Linked DNA regions of Homo sapiens: region 2 is linked to region 1. The links are chromatin contacts, found by Hi-C or POLR2A ChIA-PET in ENCODE. All regions are on one chromosome and are shown on one strand. The core of a region is the stretch at or near the end of the contact, and the rest is flanking DNA. Distances in the headings are between cores, read along the strand shown. Region 1 overlaps SYN3 (synapsin III). Region 2 overlaps SYN3 (synapsin III).

Region 1 (5,799 bases), core at 1,215-3,714:
GGATCTGTACACACCAAAACTTGCCAACTTATTCCCCTCATCAAACTTAGCTACGCCATAGGACAGGAATCTCAAACCCTTTCCTTCCTTGGTGCATTTCACATAATAGATGCTCAGTAAATGTGCACTGAATGGAGATATCATCACAGTTCACCTGGTAGCAGCTATCTTTTTTTAAAAAAGAGAACCTAACAGGAGTTCTCAGCCTTGGCTGCACATTCCAATTACTTAGAAAGCTTCTAAAAATCTCCAAACCCAGGTGGGCACTTCAGGTCAATTCTATCAGAATATCTAGGGGCAGAGAAGAGGAGGAAGAACTAGTTTTGAGAGCTCCTTGGGTGATTCCAATGTACAGCCAAGATTGGCGAGCCACTAAACTAGAATGAGGAGGGTTGATCTGACAGCTGCCAAACCAGTAAACACACACAGCCCCAGACACAGTGGGTAAAACCCAGAGGGCTTTCTAGAAAGCTGCTCCTACCCTCTGCTTCTTTTGATGGGCATCCGACTGAGCTGGAAGCCATCAAGATCCTGTCTTAAGAGGTTCCCAGTTTCCTGTCCACAGTGGAGGGTGCAGCTGGAAGCATTTATGCTGGAAGCCCTTACTGGGTTATGGTCCTAAAAATTACTGCCATATGTCTCCAGCAGGGAGGGCAGGGTCCACATTTGTTCCCTGCACCCTCTGCAGCCTCTTTATGTAGCTGCTCAATACTCACCCATGGGGGCCCCCTAAATAGCTCCCTTTAGTTTCATAATTTTATTGAGCTTCTAGATTCCTTGCAATTGGCCAGACCCTGGAAATTCAGATATAAATTCAACATCACCACTCGCTGGTGGAGTTCACAGCCTGGAGGGGGAAATGGGAAGTAAATCAACTGCTAGGATGTGACACAGTCAGGGCCTGGTGGAGAATAGTTCAGAGAAGCAAGGGCTTAGAGGAGCTGGTTGGGGGGCGGGGGGACTTCAGAAGCCTTCTGAGGAGAAGTGGTAATAGCGCTGAGGCTTTTTTATTGTTTTCTTTTTAAATATTCATATACATATTGCAAAGTTCGGAATAATCTTACACATAGATAGTTGAACACACTACTTTGACAAATATTAACATTTTGCCATGTTTGCTTCAGATCCTAAAAAAAAAAAAAATTCTGAACTATTTTAAGGCTAGAAAAAGTACAGAGAATAATTTAGCAAACACTCATAAACTAAGGTGGTTAAGACACCCGCTCTGGAGCCAGGCTACTTGCATCTGCCGTGTGACATTGGAGAGGCTGCTTGTCCTCTCTGTGCCTCTGTCTCGTTTAAACACACACTTCAAAGGGCAACTGTCAGGATCAATTAAGGTAATACTCTGAAAAATACAAGTTCCCAGCACTCTTAAATGCTAACTGTTGTTTCCCTTATGTTCACAACTGAGTTTGTCAAATCTTAACATTTAGCCGAATTTGTTTTAGATTTTTTTTAATGAAAAGAAATATAATACCATAGGTACTTTTAAGGACTCCTGTCTACACCCTTCCCTGCACTGATGACAGACAAAATGTTAGCCAGGCGGTCAGAGTGGGAAAGTCCATGTTAGAACATAGGGACAGGGAAGGCCCTGGCTTCTGAGGAAACCCTCTGATGTGGTCAGAAAGGAAGATGACCTGACCGATGGGCAGGGGAGGAGGCTGGAGAGGCAGCCGCAGCTTGTCAGGGAAGACCATCAGGCGTTTCACCTGACAGCCCAGGTCCCGTCACAGACAGACGTCACATCCTGCCCTCCCCTGTCTCCCAGGAAACCCTCGAGGTTCCTTTTTTTTTTTTTTTGAGACAGAGTCTCGCTCTGTCGCCAGGCTGGAGTGCAGTGGCATGATCTCGGCTCACTGCAGCCTCTGCCTCTTAGGTTCAAGTGATTCCCCTGCCTCAGTCTCCGAATAGCTGGGACTACAGGCACATGCCACCATGCCCAGCTAATTTTTGTATTTTTAGTAGAGACGGGGTTTCACCATATTGGCCAGGCTGGTCTCGAACTCCTGACCTCAGGTGATCTGCCCTACTCGGCCTCCCAAAATGCTGGGATTACAGGCGTGAGCCACTGTGCCCGGCCTCAAGGTTCCTTTTTCACATCTTTCCTTTAAAAAAAAACAACTATCAAACAATGGATAAAATAAAGAAAGCTCACCCACTCTTGCCCCTCAACCTGGAAAATTCCATCCTGTGTCAGCTAGCTTTGAGGGAAGATGGAGAACCTAGGGAACCAGCGAGAAGTGGCTGGGCCACCTGAGATCAGCGCCACCTGGGTGCTCTGGGGGCGGAGATGGGTGATTTAGGGCTGTGGCCCAGGCAGGAGCGTTTAGCATCTTTTGGGCCCAGCTTCTCAGTCTTGCACTGAGGAAGCAGCTTGGGAGGGGGTGCCCTACCAGGCAGATATTTCCTGCTGAGCGAGCTGATAAGTGAGCCCTCTGACTAGTTCAATAGTTAACCCGACAGAGCACAGATGTGGCCTGTCAGACAGAGATATGTGTGGGGAAGGCCTTGGGTATAAGTACATATTAGCGCCTGGCCTGGGTTTGAAATGTGCTCTCCCATCACCCCTCGGCAGTACCATCATTTTTCATCTCAAAATGGGCTTTCCCCTTCCCCCACTCCTCTCTCCTCCACTCCACTGCCCCAGCATCCGTTCCAGCCGCTGCCGAGGAACAGCTGCTCTGAGGCCCATCTCTCATCAGCTGCCTTATCTCTCCGATGAATAATGTTCCCCTTCCCCGAGCAGCAGCCTGGCAGGAGGCCCGCCCCAGCGCTGAGCAGGCTGCTGACAGCGCTGGAGCTCAGGCAGCTGTCGGAGAGCAGGGCTGCCCCAGGCCACCACGTGGGTGAGGGCTAACCCCTCTGCCTCCCGGCGACATGCCACTTGAGGCCCCATTGCCCTGGCGAGCTGCAGCTCACAAACTCAGCCTTTCCAAGCACATCTCAGCAGCCCCTGGGTGCAATTGCCATGCTGGGTGCTGGGGAAACAGGCATTTCAGACATGGGCCCTGTCCTTCAGTGGCGAGGGCTGTTTACGAGACGCGCAACTTGTACCTAACAGTTCAGACCTCTGTATTTAGTAGTTCTTAGGAACATATTAACTACTCCAGGTTTCAGTTATCCTCATCTGCAAAATGGGCTAGTAATAGTGGAGTGTAAATGCTGGTCAGTTCTCTGCTCACATCCTCTTTGCCAGCCAGTGCCCCCAGCGGCTCCAGGTGTCATGGTAATGCTGTACCCGTGGCCTTCTCCATTTCTTGGGCTGATGGTAACTGCATCCCTGAGACGGCTGAGAGGGTAAACCCTCTCCACCACCACCCACCAGGGGGTCAGTGACTGATTGCTCTTGGGGATACAGAAGCCCAGCGCTCTTTCCTCAAAGTGGGACAACTCCATGGCACTGTTTTTGCCCCAGAGCCCCCCTGTAGACCAGGCCAAGGCCAGAGCTTCTCTAAGACAATATCCCTCCTTGGCTTCTTCCCCTTCCTTGAGCTACCACCGTCACCCCTCACAGTTTTCCTGAAGAGGACTCCCTCCATGAGTCACTGGCTTGCAAATCCCTACTTTAGCCTCCACTTCTAGGGAACCCAGCCCAAGAGAAGTAGCTACTTTACAGGGGTTTGGGGTGAGGATGCTATGAGATCATGTTGAAATGCCTTTTGCAAGCATCTGGCACTCAGCAAGTACCCAATAATGAGTAATCGTGATTCTTACAAACCAGTAACACCTGACAGAATGTAACAGGGGAGCTCAGATGCACAGCTACAGTGGGAGGTGGGAGTCAAAAACCTTGGCTTCAAGTTCTGGCATGGGAGACAATCATCCCAGGAAGGTCCCCCAGGGGTCACATAGCCCAACTCTCCTTTGACCAATCGGGAACCTGAAGCTGAGAGAGGAGAAGCAACAATCTCAAAGACACAAGAGCAGAGCTGGGACTAGAAGATGTCTTGATTTTTCCCACCACTCCTCATTATTTTAACCACTTTCTGATCCTCTGTTTTCAGTTATTTTTTTAAAAGGGTTGTTGACTTTATATGGACCAGGACTCTGAGAAGAGAAGCCATTTCCATGTGGATCCCTTGAGTACCTACTATGTGCTTAACACCGGCTAGGTACTCAGGGAAGGGGTCACAAAAGTATATTCCTATCCTTACTGCTGTGGTCTGAATGCCTGTGTTCCTCAGAGTTCAAATGTTGAAATCCTAACCTTCAATGTGATGGTATTAGGAGATGAAGTCTTTGGGAAGTGATTAGCCATGAGGGCAGAGTTTTCATGGATGGGATTAATGCCCTTATAAGTAAGAGGCCCCGAGAGAGCTCCCTTCCCCCTTCGACTATGTGAGGACGCAATGAGAATGTGCCATCTACAAACCAGAAAGCAGGTCCCCCACCTCCCCAGCATCACATCAGCTGATGCCTTGGTCCTGGACTTCTTAGCCTCCAGAAATGTGAGAAATAAATTTTTGTTGTTTTTAAGCCACTCAGTTTATGGCATTTTGCTGTAGCAACTCCAAGTCTGTCTCTCCAGGATCTATAAATGTGCCTGGCACATATTAGTGCTCAATACATTTTTGTTAAATAAATGGAATAATTAATTAATCAGTCCGTGTCTTGGCAGATCCATGAAACTTTACCTCCCTGGGTAGAAAATCTGTTTAAGGGTATGTGATGCTCAGGCAGATCTTAAAGAGACTGCAGCTGCAGAGTTTCTAGACACTTAGAGATTGCAGAACACTTTACTGTTTTCAAAGACTGTTTTCAAAGTGTGTGTGTGTGTGTATGTGTGTGTCTGTGTGTGTGTTGGTTACCTTTATTTTTTTTAACCAGTCAGTATAGTGATTTTCAAAAATTTTTTAAGTGCATTGTCAACATTTAAGTAATTGAGAATTTCACATAAATACCCAGATTTAGGTATCTTTTGAAAAGTCACAAGGGCCATGCAGGACCCTCATTCCCACATGGCCATAATGGCTTAGACCTTAGACTGGGCCCCATTTGCTTATTCCTCACTCCTGGTTTCTCCCTCCTCATCCTCCACAGAGGCTTCCATTAGCTGCCCTTTGTCTTAGTGGTTGTGCCCTCCTACAGAAAAGTGAAATATACTTCATACTATTGAGTGACAAAATGAAAGATATGTGAAAGGACATGCCTGCTTCCAAAAAAGGTTGAAGAGAGCATTGTGGAAATGAAGGATATTCTTATGTGCTTTATATGAAAACAGAGAGTGTGTGTGAGAAGAGAAAACCGAAGAGGCCCACCTCACTCAACCATGGTGGTACCTGCTTGGCCCCCTGGGGTAGTGGCAGGGAAATCACATAACACTCAACACTCAGAAGTATGGACCCTGGACTAGGCTGGGGCTACAGAGAGGAATAAGATGAAGGACTTGTGTTGAGGATTTAGAAGCTGAAGGTCTGTTAAGGTGTCTCAAGCATGAGGCATTGGAGGAGAAAACCAGAGTGGAAATGAGGAGTGGAGAGTGTAGGGACCAATCCTAGACACTTCTGGAGGGAAGACTTAGCAGCTCTGGTGGCTCCATACTTAAGGAATGTCAGGGAGAAGAACTGCACATGACTTCAGGGTGACATACGCCCAGTTCCTGGGAGCACGACAGACCTTTAACAGAAGTCCTCAGATCCACTTTGGGGGAAGCTGATGACTTGGGGTCCAGTCACATTGAGTTGGAGGTGATGATGAGAGGTTCAGGGTGGTGGAAGGTTCTGGTTGCACGGTGATTGTGCACACGGACTTCGAAGCCCAAAGACCTGCACTCCAGTCCCAGGTGGACACCTT
Region 2 (6,334 bases), core at 509-3,008, 110 kb before region 1:
GGGAGATCAAATTCTACCCTTGCAGCCCATCGGGGAGCAGCTCATTTGCTAGCACATTCTTGGCAGGTTACAGAGGCCCTTAAATCTGTGTCTTCATATAATCCTGTTGACAACATGTGAGTAGATCTTCTTATCCCCATCTACGGAAGAGGAAGCAGAGGCTGGTCCAAAATCAGGCAGCAGGTGCCAGAGCTGCCAACTCAAACCCAGGTCTTCTGCTCTGTGCCTGTTGTACATTAAAGGACACACCCAGGAACATTCATTTCTCTCCTGGGTGCCCCCAGGACGTACCTACTTCCTTTGCCCTTGCCCGTGTCCTTTTGGCAGACACACACATCCAGATCCTGCTGCACTCATCTTTGCAGCCCTGGCAAAGACTAGGTACCAAACATTGGATGGATGGGTGGACGGTGACCTCAGGAAGGTGACCCCTGACCTTCAGACTGAGTTGGCTGCTTTTTCTGTGGGCTGAGGGGGATATTTGTGTGAATGCTCTGTGTGGTCATTTTCTATTTTTGTGTCTGTCCCTCCCATTAGGTAGTAAGCCCCCTGAGACCAAGAGCTAGCTATGTTGTCTTTGCGCTTGTTTCCTTAAAGCCTGCAGACTCTGGCACATAGTAGGTGGTCTATCTGTGTATGTTCAGCGTCTTTGAAAGAAGCCTTTTCTACCAACTGAAGTCCAATTTCCCCTGCACCCCACATCTTATCCTCAATCACATTGGTTGTGCATTTTATTCATAGTACTTTTCTTTTTATCTATTTATTTTATTATTATTATTATTATTATTATTATTATTATTATTATTTTGAGACAGAGTCTTGCTCTGTTGCCAGACTGGAGTGCAGTGGCGAGATCTTGGCTCACTGCAACCTCCACCACCCGGTTTCAAGCAATTCTCCTGCCTCAGCCTCCCAAGTAGCTGGGATTACAGGCATGCACCACCATGCCTGGCTAATTTTTGTATTTTTAGTAGAGATGGCGTTTCACCATGTTGGCCAGGATGGTCTTGATCTCTTGACCTCGTGAACCGCCCACCTCGGCCTCCCAAAGTGTTGGGATTACAGGCATGAGCCACTGTTCCCGGCCTCAGTGTCTTTCAAAGAAGCCTTTTCTACCAACTGAAGTCCAATCTCCCCTGCACCCCACATCTTATCCTCAATTCCATTGGTCGTGCATTTTATTCGTAGTACTCATTCTTTTTATCTGTTTATTTATTTATTTTTTGTCTTTTCAATAAGCATGTAAGCTCTCCAAGAACAAGGACTACATCTGCCACTGTATCTGCTGTATCTACTCCTATGCCTGGTGTGGTGCCTAGTCCACATAAGGCTCAATAAATAGTGATTGAATGAGGGAGTGAATAAGTGATGTGAATTGTGATCAGATCCTGCCCACAAAAATCTCCTTCTCTATTGTTCTCAGAGGCAAAAGGTGGGGATCATTTGTCACATCCTGTGGCTCGGGGCCCTGTTATGTCTCAGTTTTTTGCCTCCGCAGATCCCCATACAGGCATAGGGAGTCTCATCACTCTTAGTGCATTCCTTCCCTTCCTAGTTCATTGGACCTTGCTAATTGCATGGAGGACTGAGAGGCTGCACCATTGTTTGCGGTTGAGGGGGCGGTTCCTCCCTCTGGCAATGGGAAGGTGCCAGGAGGGTGAGCTGTTCTCAGGAGAAAACAATGGAGCTAGAATCAGATCTTGGGTCCCTTTGCGTTCCAAGGTCTTTCTTCTGCCACATCTCTGCCCATCCAGCCTGCCACGTGACTCTCTTGCTAACTGGCAAAGTCTCTGAGTGTTTTGCCTTCATTTTCTGCACAGCCCATTGGTTGTCTTCCCTGCTTCTGCCTGGGCCACAAATCAGCAACTGACATGTTGCATCAGAAACATGAAAATCTCTTTCTCTATTTCCACTCCACCCCCAGTGGGGGTGGCCTGCGGAGAGACAGCTGTCCCTGGGACAGGACATTCCTGACCTCTCCTTCCTTGGAAGGACATCACCAAGCCCTGGCTGCGTTAACTCTACATACAGGATCGATTTATTGGAAAACAGTCCTGTTTGAACACAGATCCTGTTTGTATGAATTCCCCTTCTTCTGCCCCTGCTGCAGCCACAAAAGAGCCCCATACCCATTCCTCATCAGTCTCTCTCATACACACTTCCCACCTCCCTCAACTAGGGATTTCCCACCCCAGGCAGCACCAGTTTTATAATATTCTTCTTCCTGGGGCCTCAGATGTGGCAGTAAAATATGAGACCACCCACGGAGAGAGAATCTTCGTGGAATCCAGAGCTCCCCCAGGCCAAGGACTTGATTGATTGGCTGAGGTATTCAGGGAGCTTATTATGAGATTGAACATATTAGGGTGGGAAGAGGAGGCAGCCATGAGAGACAGAGCCCTTAGGCACAGCGGGTCCATCCATTTTGCCTGAGGTCAAACAGCCAGTCAATTACAGAGGCAGCAACCCCAGCCCCCAAAGGCATCTAGAATTCCAGACCATCCCTACCCTTCCCTCTGCCAGACAGAACCGTTCAGAGGCGGCTGAAGCCTGAATGAGCCCCCGGCAAGGAGGCAGCAGTCTGTGTGGCCCATCAGGAGACAGACTTCTGACTTGCAGCCAGGCGGGGGGATGGACTCCCTGACCCTCAGCTTCAGCCCCAGTCCGTCTGCCAGGCCCTGCAGTAAACATTCCAGAGATGGGCAAAACAAATGTTTCTCCTGGGAAGGTGAGGTCTCATCAAGACCACAGCTGCTTGGGTGGTATTGGTGTAGTGCAAAGTGCTTCAGGTTCCAGGTTAGAATCAAGTCGAGGAATGCCAGTTGCGAAGGTTGGCCTCGTACACACCCCCACATCGCAGTGGCTGTAGACCTGTGACTGTATTACAATGGTGTGCCAGTAGATGGCAGTCAAGTGTCTCCAGGAAAGGCCGGCCTACAGACAGTATTTCCTTACCCGGTCAGCGAACATTTGTTAAGCCTGTTGTCCTGTGCCCTAGCTCATTGTGCTGGATACTGGAGACACAGTGAGCATGGAGACTCAGTTTCTGGTTTCCAGGAGCTCACAGACTATATGTTTGGGGGCAGAGGGCAGCTAAGTGATGTGTAATGACAACGTGAAGTGGTAAGGGCTGGAATGGTTGTAAGTGCAGCGTGCTGTAGGAACCAAGGGAGGACGCTCAGCCCAGCTAGGGAAGGGGGTGCTGTCAAGGAAAACTCAGCAGAGTAGATATCACTCATAGGATCTTGAAACATGAGAAAGAGACAATCAAGGAAGTGCCAAGCAGAGGTGAAGGCCTGTGCAGAGGTTCAGAGGCAGGACAGCACAGGAGTATTTAGAGAAGCACAGGAATTTGGATGCAACCATGAAATAGACAGCAAACTGGAGGGGAAGCAGACCCCCAGTCAGCAGGGTCCAGATCATGAAGGACGCCAGGGCTCTGGACTGGATCCAAAAAGTCTGAAAGACCACTTAGGGTCTCCAGGAAAGGTACCCAAATTCTTCCCTCTAGAGTTTGGGTACCCAGATCACTCGTGTGACTTTGAGCAGAGACTTCTCCATCTGGAACACGTTGGGAGCAATCCCTGCCCTACCACCCCTCAGGGTTGGCATGAGGGTCAAATAGGAGGAAGGATGTGAAGGGTCTGGCTGTCCTTATAGGCCAAGGCCACCTCTTTTCCCCATCACCAGCCATCACTCCTTGCACCTGTGAGACAGATCAAAGCAAGGTGAGTCATAATTCTGCTTTGGAACCCCCAAGAGGGTAAGATTGTTTTGTTTATTTGTGGGTCCCCAGCACACAGCACCCACTAGGCACAGGGTAAGCACTCGATAGCTCTTTGCTCTTGTGGATTCTGTTTCAGGCCATGGACTACATACTTTGCAGCTTACTGTGTGCCAGGAACTATTCTCAGTGCTTTGTATGCCTTGTTTCATTTAATCCTCATAACAACCCTGTGAGGTGGCTACTACTATGAGCCTCATTTCCTAGGTGTGGAAACTAAGGCATTCAGAGGTTGGCTTACCCAAGCTTGCACAAGTGAGTGGAGGAGTTGGGGTCCTATCCAGGCTGTATGCCCTGAAGCCATTGCACTTTACTGCCTTGTTGCATAGAGGATTATGTGACTTTCTCACCACACCCTTCCCTGGTAGTTACTGTCACCACTTGACAAATGAGGAAACTGAGACCCAGAGGGCTAAGTGTCTTGTCTTAGAACACATGGTCAGTGAGTAGTAGAGCTAAGATTTTGCCCAAGCCTGTGTGATTGCAAATCCATGTTTTTTTTCCCAGTATGCTGGTGATTGTAATGATAGGTTACCATTCCCGGTCCCAGGCCCACCCAGTACTTCTTTTAAATTTGGAGCTTGGATTTAAAAGCAAGTGATTTTTAAATCCACGAAAGATGCCTACCTTGGATCCTGCTCTGGTCCTTATTAGCCACACCTCTCTTGACAGGCAGAGGAGTTAGGAGTGAGGGGATATTCCCACCAAGACCCTACAAATTGCACTCTTAGGCCATGCCCTGGGTACCCAAACTCTAGAATTCCCTCCTCAAAGGGACCTTAACCCAACTTCAGAGCCTATATAGGCCAATTCCTTGGTCCATTTTCCAAGGGGTGGCCAAAGGACAACCATTTGGGGAGGGGAAGGGAGTAGATGAAGCTTGGCCACGTGGTCTGGGCAATCCACATACCCGCACCAGGAGCCTCAGTGGTGCAGAGGAGAGTGGGTGGGGAATTAAGGAAGATCTTGGGTGAGGTCTGAGAACCAAGAGCTGGCAATCCTTGTGCTGCCACGTGCTGGGTAGAGTGCAAAGAATTCTGAGAAGTTTACATTCTGAGTCTTTAAGGTCATTATGAAATTGTATCTGCCAAGGAAGGAAGACAGACTCTTTGGGACTCTTTTTTTCTTTTTTCTTTTCTTTTTCTTTTTCTTTTTTTTTTTTTTTTTTGGATGGAGTTTCATTCTTGTCGCCCAGGTTGGAGTACAATGGCGCAATCTTGGCTCACTGCAACTTCTGCCTCCCAGGTTCAAGCGATTCTCCTGCCTCAGCCTCTCCTGCCTCAGCTGGAATTACAGGCGCCCACCACCACTCCTGGCTAATTGTTTGTATTTTTAGTAGAGATGGGGTTTCACTATGTTGGCCAGTCTGGACTCCAACTCCTGACCTCGTGATCCGCCTGCCTCAGCCTCCCAAAGTGCTGGGATTACAGGCATGAGCCACCATGCCCAGTGGACAGATGTCTTTTATTTAAATGTTTGCTGGCTTGATTTTGTCAATTTTAAATATTAGACATATGACCCATAGGTTTCCATTTGTCGCTTTGCCCCAGGCACTTCAAATACTAGACATGGGCTTGTCCTGGTGTCTGGAATTTGCTGATACTACCTTTAAGGATTACGATAAAATTCACAAACTGTATGAAAAGATTCTCTTTGCATGAGGCTGTCCACATGGGTATTTATTTGAAGACCATTGCTGAAAGAAAAAAAAAATCAAAATCTTGCTTTCGAGTCATACTAATAGTTCCTTTCCTACTAAACTACCGCCTAGTTGACATCTAAGCCCATCAGGACGTAAGAAAAAGTGGTGCTAATATCAGAGCTGTCAGTCAGTTTTGGGAAGAGATTAACTCCACCAGCATCAGCTAAGAGTAGGTAGAGAGACTTTGGAAGCAGACAGGCTGAAGCAGTTAGTGAATTTGTAGAAAGGATTCTTTCACAAATGGAAGGCTGAAAAATAATGGGTGATGACATCCATCTTCCAAGGAAAAGAGTAGGAGACTAAGAAGGTTGTTTAATGCTTAAAAAATTATCCATTAGAAATAAATCATGTGGCTGCATCCAGCTGATGGGAGACTTGGGGTACACATTTTTATGTACCAATCTGTCAACTCTCTTACTGTGGGAAAAGGGGAGAATGAGTATTAGGAAGCAAAGAGCTGTCTCCGTCCCAGAGAAGGTTTATGGAAATGCTTAACACAATGCTCAGTTCACAGCAAGTCACCAAGAACTATTAGTGTCATCATACCAATAATCAAAAAGAGAAAATGGAAACTTTGTTACTTTTTGTGAGACGATATCCAAACCTATAAAGACCCCAATTTTCACTGCTATTTTTCAGAGTTGAGCAAAAGCACAGATATGGAATTAGAAGTCCTGGGTTCAAATCCCTTAGGCAAAATATTTAGTCTCTCTGGGTTTCAGTTTCTTCATCTGTAAGTTGGAAATAATGATATCTACTTCGTGGTGGTGGTTGTGAGTGTTAATGAGAAAGGCTGTAGGTTAAACTCTATAGCAGAGTTTCTAGCACAAGAGTTGATACTCAACAAG

Evidence for each region. Hi-C counts contacts between places; a loop is a spot of excess contacts on that map. ChIA-PET counts read pairs that join two places held with the same protein, here RNA polymerase II (POLR2A). Pooled maps may share reads with other maps.
Region 2: a loop to region 1 is called in a pooled map, with 2.2 times the contacts of the local background. The contact joins two enhancer-like sites. A Hi-C loop is called at or near these places in 4 of 50 pooled maps. POLR2A ChIA-PET finds 5 or more read pairs at or near these places in 3 of 52 experiments (Caco-2, OCI-LY7 and activated CD4-positive, alpha-beta T cell).

What each region holds. Positions count from the first base shown.
Region 1 is chr22:32,878,061-32,883,859 of GRCh38, reverse strand. The region is part of intron 4 of SYN3 (synapsin III); the gene reads left to right. Among named protein-coding and RNA genes, the nearest start is that of TIMP3, 79 kb to the right of the region's middle. RefSeq lists an enhancer at 1,544-1,838. Within about 2 kb of position 2,464, at least 10 of the 41 ENCODE cell types and tissues checked have a DNase peak (open chromatin) inside an H3K27ac peak, as active enhancers do.
Region 2 is chr22:32,982,780-32,989,113 of GRCh38, reverse strand. All of the region lies in intron 2 of SYN3 (synapsin III), which reads left to right. Among named protein-coding and RNA genes, the nearest start is that of SYN3, 72 kb to the left of the region's middle. RefSeq lists an enhancer at 1,259-2,160 and a silencer at 2,736-3,030. Within about 2 kb of position 1,758, at least 5 of the 41 ENCODE cell types and tissues checked have a DNase peak (open chromatin) inside an H3K27ac peak, as active enhancers do.